Regions from separate parts of the Homo sapiens genome. Here region 2 is linked to region 1. A link is an interaction called in ENCODE POLR2A ChIA-PET data of the cell type or tissue named here. Cell type or tissue: CD4-positive, alpha-beta T cell. All regions are shown on one strand. Region 1 holds the start of LOC105374745 (a long non-coding RNA gene). Region 2 has its middle 15 kb from the start of FLJ32255.

What was found. ChIA-PET counts read pairs that join two places held together with the same protein. Peaks named below come from ENCODE experiments on the same cell type or tissue, not always from the same donor. Only the 100,000 strongest peaks of a DNase experiment are listed, where the experiment ranks them.
Region 2: POLR2A ChIA-PET joins it to region 1 with 168 read pairs; 24 of 35 experiments call an interaction of 5 or more read pairs at or near these places.

What each region holds. Positions count from the first base shown.
Region 1 is chr5:42,949,679-42,953,678 of GRCh38, reverse strand. LOC105374745 (a long non-coding RNA gene) reads right to left here and starts at 2,790. Exons shown (of 3, transcript XR_925964.3): 1 at 1-2,790. RefSeq lists enhancers at 1,827-2,096, 1,876-2,397, 2,776-2,920, 2,398-2,920, 2,897-2,956 and 2 more, a silencer at 2,507-2,606 and a cis regulatory region at 2,843-2,853. In CD4-positive, alpha-beta T cell, CTCF peaks have their summits at 724 and 971; DNase peaks (open chromatin) are centred at 1,438, 2,268, 2,848 and 3,708; H3K4me3 peaks cover 3,670 bases; H3K27ac peaks cover 3,101 bases.
Region 2 is chr5:43,006,758-43,010,757 of GRCh38, reverse strand. No RefSeq gene overlaps it. Among named protein-coding and RNA genes, the nearest start is that of FLJ32255, 15 kb to the right of the region's middle. RefSeq lists enhancers at 73-573, 3,042-3,091, 2,577-3,429 and a silencer at 2,512-2,601. In CD4-positive, alpha-beta T cell, no CTCF peak of the experiment used is centred here; DNase peaks (open chromatin) are centred at 1,317, 2,037, 2,487 and 3,007; H3K4me3 peaks cover 3,693 bases; H3K27ac peaks cover 3,643 bases.

The DNA.
Region 1 (4,000 bases):
TTGCCATCATTCCCACCTTCTGAGCTGGAGTCTTGCCGTCCATTTTTCTCTCCTGCTCTCTTTCATCTACTATCCCCAAATATCAAGGATATCAGACAGTTAATCATCAGAATAAAGGAGCGGTTCCCACAGAGTTACATCCCGCAGAAGAGGTACGGGACCGAGAGAGTGGGGGGTCAGGCCTGAAGTCGAGGTCAAAAAACGCTGTGCCTTTCATTATCCTCGGAAACCTAGGCCGACTTTCCAGTTTGGAAGGGAAGAGTTGTCCGCCCCTTCTGTAGGATCCTGAGAGCTCTGGACGGGGAGGAGACTCTGGGACCGAGGGGTGGCCTGGGAGAGCCCCGCCACGGAGGTTGGAAGGGTGTTTCCTGCGTAGGCAGCTGTTGGCAATCAGAATGGTTTTTACTTTGTTCCTGCAACCAGCCCCATCCGCTTGGTTCTGGGCCCCTAAACTGCCTCCTCTTCTCATGCACTATGCACTGGGTTGAACGCAGCAACAATACAGACTTCCCTCCCAGCACGGTGGCTCATGCCTGTGATTCTAGCGCTTTGTGATATTAGTCCGCCCAGGCGGACGGACTGCTTGAGCTCAGGAGTTCGAGAACAGCCTAGGCAACAAAACGAGACCCTACAAAAACTACAAAAAATTAGTCGGGTGTGGTGTCGCGCACCTGTGGTCCCAGCTGCTCCACAGGCTGAGGCGGGAGGATAGCTGGAGCCCAAGAAGGCGAGGCTGCACTGAGCAGTGATCACGCCACTGCACCAGCCTGGGCAACAGAGCAAGATACTGTTAAAAAAAAAAATAAAGAAAAAAGAAATAAAGAGAAAAAGAAAAAAAGGAAAGAGAGAAAGAAAGGAAAGAAGAAAGAAAAAGAAAAAGAAAGAATGAAAGAAAGAAAAAGAAAGAAAGAAATAAAAGAAAGAAAAGAAAGAAGCAGAAATAAAAATATAACAGACTTCCCTAAGCCCGAAAAACAGCCTTGGGAATCGAGAGTGGGTAGAGGCCACAGCACTTTGGTAGCACGGAGCGCACCATGGGTCCATCGCTGCACGGCTCCTTTCCCGGCGCCAGCGGTTTCTTTCTTTTTTTTGAGACGGAGCTCACTCTGTCTCCCAGGCTGGAGTGCAGTGGCGCGATCTTGGCTCACTGCAACCTCTGCCTCCTGAGTTCAATCGATTCTTCTGCCTCAGCCTCCGGAGTAGCTGGGATTACAGGTGCCTGCCACCACAACCGGCTAATCTTTTGTATTTTAGTAGAGATGGGGTTTCACCTTGTTGGCCAGGCTAGTCTCCTGATCTCAAGTAATGCGCCCACCTCGGCCTCCCAAACTGCAAGGATCATAGGCGTGAGCCGCCGCGGTCGGCCGTGGCGCCGGCGGTTTCTCATTGCCATTGCTACTCCTTTGTCAGCGACAGCGGATGCTCTCTGGCCGCAACATTCTTTGCGCCAAAAGTTGTTTTTTTTGCAGCAGCGCAGGCATTTGCTGCGGGCAAGTGCTCGCCGGGTCCCATTGCCGCTGGTTCCCTTCCACACAACTTGTGAGTGTCCCCCCCACTCCCACAATCTAATCGGTTTAGGGAGCCAGAGGTTTCCCCGCGGCACTCTGCCTGTGGCGTCCGGCGAAGCCGGGGAATCCGCTGGAGGCAAGGCTGGTTTCACTGAGTCCGGCGTTTCTCCGTACCCGTACTGCTCTGCGCTCTGTGCTGGCCCAGGCGGGTCTCAGCACCGCTAGGTGCTGGGTAAAGGCATTGTCTGTTGTGGGTAGGATAGCCGTTAAGGGAGGACTAAAAGTTTCTAGCAGAGCCCAACTGGCGGTTTCTTGATCATATGAACACTAGCTCCGCGGAGCTGGATGTACTTCAGTGGCAGTGCATGTTTCTCTGTGGCATCCCCACAGCTGCCGTCCAAACTGCAGTGTTTCGCTGGCACCACTGCCACGTGGGTCACTTTCTTCAGTGGCTGCGCGGTTCCCTGCATCGAAGTCGCTTGTTTCTGATCCGCGCTTTCTCCCGGATGGCCGACCAGACGGTTTTCTGCTAGTTGTGCTACACATAGTTTCCTGGTCTCCGTGCGCCGCTTTCTCCATCCGAGACCCTCTAGTGCCGGTGTCACGGTCGCAGCACCTGGGGTTTCCATTGGCTGTTTTGCCTGTGGCGCGGAGTAGGCGGTTTTTCTGCCACAGCACTTGTCGTACGGAGTTTCTCGGTGGCCGAACCTCTCTTTTTTCTCAGAGTCGATGGTTTCTTGGTGACGGCGCCATTGGCTGCGTCAAAACGAATGTTGTCCTTGACAACCCCGCCGGCTGGCGTCACTCGCAGGCTCCCGGCACCACCATTTCGCCAGCCGAGGTCTCTCGGTCGCGGCACCGCTCGTTGGTCTGCGCCTCCATTTTCTCAGTGGCCGCAGCACCCAGGTTGCAGATGTGAGGGATTCGGTGTCGCAGCTGCCCCAGTTGCGCCCAGTTGCGCCTGGAGTTACCGGGCGGCGGCGGCGCTGGGCTGGGGGAGCCAGCCGCTCCTCGGGGCCGGTGGCAGGGGAGCTGCCGGGGCGCCTTCTCTTCCCAGCGCCGCCGCACGGACTGCGGCTCGGCCTCCAGAACCCAGTCCGGTGGCTGCGCTGCTGGGGTTTCTGTGACAGGACCCCACGGTTTCGGGCGTCGTTGGCTTCTTGGTCCTAGGAAGTTTCTATTTCGCGGTGCCTGCGATTTCTACCCCTTGTTCAAGTCGTGGAATAGTCACAATGTGATTTCTCAGCCCAATCAAGTTCCGACTTAGGACAAACACCGGTCTGGCCCTGGCTGCGATTTCTAGGTAGTAGGAAGTTACTGTTTCATCGTAACGAGGCTGAGTCACCCTGTGACTCACATCTCAGCAATTCCGGGTTTCCTGTAGCCTCGGAATTCTAATCCTAACAACCCCGGGTTAGCCCTGCCTCAAGTTCCTTAGTCATTGCAAGTTTCTTACTAGTAAGCTCTGCTTTAGCTGCTCAGGAGACGTTTAACTCCTGTAGAAATCTGGGTACCAGCGAATGCGGTTTTTTTTTTTTTTTTTGCTTAGCGATGACCAGTTTAGCAGGGCCTGGGAGCTCTTATACTAAGTTTGGTTTCACAATAGCGGGTCCCGCCTTAGCTAGGCCTGTGTTTTTTAAACTCCCCTGGAAGTCAGGAAATGCAGGCAAACGGGATTTTTCAGTTTTGCCAAGCCCCAGTTGACAATAGCAAGTCCCGCCGAAAGCGACTTTTTTTCCTACCATTTTATAGTCTAAGCTAAACAGGTTTAACCATGACTGTTATTTATTTATTTATTTAATTTGGTAGGAAATTTAGACTTAGGTGTAACATGTACTGGTTTAGATCGGATAGGGATATCCTAATCGTAGGATTGCATTACAAACATTTGTAATTTCTTCTTTGTAGGAATGGTTGTCAGCAATTTTTGCTTATTTTTTAATTGTCTTTTTGTGTCTTGCTCTGAGAACGACATTACCGATGTGCTTGCCTTTCATTTCTACTTGCATTTTAGGCTTCTATTATTTTTAAATTGTATTTCTATTTAAATGTTATGTATTTTTTTCTACTGATTTTAAATGTCTCAGCTTCGTGCTCCTTGACTTGCATGCTCAGGACGCGGGGAGCCGATCTCGGTCTCAGACTTGCTGCTGCCAGGTCCCGGGTTCTGTCTGGCGACTCCGCTTCTTATGCGGAGCTGTCGGTTTTGCGTCAGCACTTTTGCCAGTAGCGCCCACTGGGCGTTTTCTCAATTGGTGCACAATTCTTAGCGCCCAACAGGACGTTTCATGTTTTCGGGGCCCGTAAATTCTCTGTGCTGTCTCTTTCTGGGTCCTAGAAACGCTAATATCTCGTAGGAACTTCCTGAACCCCTTTTTACGGTGCAGACCGGTGACTGCACCCAGCCTCTGTGCTCTCTAGTAATTCCATAGCACCGTTAGCTGCGGCTTTTTCTCTCACAGCACATTACAACGGGTTAAAACACATTAAAC
Region 2 (4,000 bases), 57 kb before region 1:
ACTCCAGGGAAGACAGAGGAGGAAAACGTCGAGCAGCCCCAGGTGGATGTGTCTGTGTGTGTGTGTGTGTGTGTGTGTGTGTGTGTGTGTGTACCTTGACAGTGGGTAGAGGAAGGGAGAGGAGGGTTGAGGTCTTCCCACTAGAGGAGTGAAATGAGCAGAACTGAGAAAAGAGGTCAGAGAAAAGAAAGAGGAACCTACAAGCCACCACAGAATTTTCTTTCCCCAGAGAATGGTCTCTTGCCCGACTAGGGGCTGGGTATCCTTGTGAAGTCACCGGAGGTTTTCAAGGGGTGGGCTTCCTGGCTTCAGTAGACTCAAGGTCCCTAAGGTCCAGTTAGGATAGGCGCCTGGGAGGGCTCCCGAGTTGGAATAAGAGTCGGAAGAACTGACAGGGCTGGGGGCGCACTAAGCACACTCTACTCCTGAGAGGTGAGGGTGGGGATGTTGGAGGGAAAAAGGGCTGCTTTTTCCTGCCTGCAGGCTTCAGATTCACAGGGGATGTGAGGAGAGGGCGGAGGAGGAGGAAGCAGCGGCTGTTTATGCTGGGAAGATGGCTCAGTTGAGAAGTGAGGCAGATGTGGCCTCAGAGGGTCTGGCGGATGGCTGCCGGGATCACCGGGGGCTGGACTTTGAGATGTCCAGGACGAAGTGTTGCCCTTTCAGTGCTGCCCTCCCTGTGTCTGCTGGAACTGTTGGAGCCGCAGTGCAGCCTAATTTTGACTTCAGGTAAAATAATTCAATATACTGAGGCCCAGGGGGAACAAAGCAAGGTCTACTCCATATCTCTGAACAGCTGGTGTCTTTCAGTGCCTAAACTCAATCAGAATCCTGGGAGCAAAAGTAGCTCTCCAGTGCAGTCCATGCAGGTTACTTCTTGCAACATAGAGGTGACTGAAGCATGGTAAGCAGATCTAGAAAGGCAAACATCTCTAGCAGATCTAGAGAGGCTAGCCAATGTTAGCTAGCAGTGTCTTTATGTTGATAAACCTATTCAGAATGTTAACTTTGTTTGTTGGTTTGTTTGTCCATTTTTGTCTCCCAGGCTGGAGTGCAGTGGTGCGATCTCGGCTCACTGCAACCTCCAGTAATTCTCCCGCCTCAGTCTTTCCAGCAGCTGGGATTACAGGCTCCCCATCGCCACACCCAGAATTTTTTGTAGAGACGGGGTTTCGCCATGTTGCCCGGGCTGCTCTCAAACTCCCGATTTCTTAGTCTGACCAAGTCAGGGTTTAGCTATTTCTTAGCGTAGCAAGTTGAGATTTATTCCAGTTTCGATTTCTAGTTGTAACAATGCTGGCTTTAACCGTGCCTACGTAGTCGTTGCAAGTTCCTGTTTTGTAATAGGAACCCCCATTATAGCCGTTCGTACGGTTTTTAAGTCTTGTAGAAATCTGGGTACTGGAGAATGTAATTAAAAAAAAAATTTAGCAGTGCCTGAAATCTTTTAGTCATACCAAGTGTGATTTCACAATAGAGATTCTCGCCCTGGCTGTGCTTGTGATTTTTCACTCATGCAGAAGTTGAGGTGTCTAGGCTACAGGAACTTTTTGGTGTCGCAAATACCGGTTTAGCCATGGCTGTTTCTTCTTAATCCGAGGAATTTTCGAATAGGCGCAAGAGGCACAGGTTTAGTGCTAATACAAATATAGCCGTAGGATCGCATCGTTCAACACTGCAATTTCTTTGTAGGGTTATTTGTATGTTTTGTATACTCAAAAAAATTTTTTTTGATGTGTCTTTTTCTGGGAGCGAGGTTACTGGTGTATTTTATTTTCATTTCTGTTTGCTTTAAAAATTTATTTTATTTTTTATGTAAATGTTATGTATTTTATTTTTTCTTACCCACTGCCTTCCCCAGGAGAGTAAATGTGGCATAATTTCTTCTACTGATTTTGAGTATCATGTCTCAGCTTCCTACTAACTAGCTTTCTCCCGTGAGTCGGGGAGCAGAGCTGGTGCCTGGTCTCTAGGGTTCTCTTCCGCGGCTCTGTGCCTATGTCGAGCCAGCAGTTTCGCATCAGCACTTTCGCCAATAGCGGAGACTCAGTGTTTTCTCGGCTGCTGCACCGCTGGAAGCGCTGAACACAACAGAACGTTTCGGCGGGGCGCTGTGGCTCACGCCTGTAATCCTAGCACTTAGGGAGGCTGAGGCGGGTGGATCACTCGAGGTCAGAAGTTCGAGACCAGCCTGGCCAGCGGGTGAAACCCCGTCTGTACTAAAAATACAATAATTAGCTGGCCGTGGTGGCGCGTGCCTGCAATCCCAGTTACTCGGGAGGCTGAGGCAGTATGCTTGAACCCAGGTGGCGGAGGTTGCAATGAGACGAGATTGCGCCACTGAACTCCAGCCTGGGTGACAGAGCGAGGCTCCTTCTCAAAAACAAAACAACCCAGAACGTTTCTTGTTCACAAGACTCAGAAGTGCTTTGTGGTAACGCTTCCCCTCTCCTAGCGCCGCCACTTTCCCCGGGCTGGCTGTCTCACGGTCTCAGCCCAGTGATTGGCCGAGGAGGCGCTCTTTCAGCACTTTCGCTGGAAGGGCTTGGGCTCGGTTTTTCTGCCACAGGCGTTTCATTGGGTAGGTGCTTTCTCGGTGGAAGCACTGTACAACCTTCCAAGCCTCGATATTTCTCAGAGACGACGATTTCTTAGTGGCAATACCTTAACTGCACCAAAAACTAAAGTTTGCCGCTGGGTACTCCGCTAGTCGTTCAGTGTCCGCATTTGCTATTGATGCAGGATTTTTGCTTCTAAGCTCAGCTATATCCGGGTCCTTGTCTCACGATCAGGAGGAAGTGGGCACGCGGATATCGAAGAGTGAGTGGAGTAGAATTTATTAAGCGTAAACGAAAGCTCTCATAAAAAACAAGGGTCCTGAAAGCAGGTTGCCGGTTGCTCCTTAACGGCTGAATACAAAGGCTTTTATATGAAAGCTAAGGAGGCTGGGTTCCCTGTTTGTATAAGGCGAGAATCCCGGGTGGCTCCATCCCATTCCCCCAGTGCGCATGCGCGCTCTTAATCCGCAGCAGGCATGCTTAGGCAAGTCCCTTGTGCAAGTTCCCTTATCTGCACAAAACACCAGTCGGAGGTTCTCTGGGGACCCTTCCCTTACAGTCTCCCTAAAGCTGGCTAACTCCTTTCACTATGTCCCAGTATCCCTGGTTCCTCGGACTGGCACTTTCTGAGTCATAGCACCGCTCATTCGTCCGAGCAGAATTGATCTCGGTGGCAGCACCTCTGGTGGGTCAAGCCTGCAGCTTCTCCTGAGCAGTTTCGTTAGTTTTTGGGTCCTAGAACCGCTAGTGGTACCATAGCGGCTCTTCATGGGTTGCAGGACGTTTGCCAACTCCACCCCACGCTGCCTGCCTAGGTTCGGCTACGGGGCAAAAAGAACAGACTCCTGCAAAGGAAGAACCCCGAGGGTTGGATATTTAGGAAAGACGTCCTTTGCAGTGCCACGTCCGCGGATGCTGCACTTGGCTTTCTCCTCCCTCCTGGGGAAGAATTGATGTTTACTTCTCCCCACTCTCCGGGCCGCATTATCCAGGGATTTCGGGGACTAGATTACCTGAGATTTTAGCGCTTCTACTGGATCATCCTTTTGGAAATAATTATCACTTACAATAATGTCTATCCGGGCCGGGTGCGGTGGCTCACACCTGTAATCCCAGCACTTTGGAAGGCCGAGGAGGGTGGATCACGAGGTCAGGAGATCGAGACCACCCTGGCCAACATGGTGAAACCTCGTCTCTACTAACAGTACAAAAATTAGCCGGGCGTGGTGGCGCGCGCCTGTAGTCCGAGCTACTTGGGAGGTTAAGGCAGGAGAATAGCTTGAACCGGGAGGACTGCAGTGAGCCGAGATCCTGCCACTGCACTCCAGCCTGGCAACAGAGCAAGACTCCGTCTCAATAATAATAATAATAATAATGTCTATCCATGTTCTTTAAAAAAGTTTGCCTTCACTATTCTTTATCAACGTTTGGTTGTCTTTCTC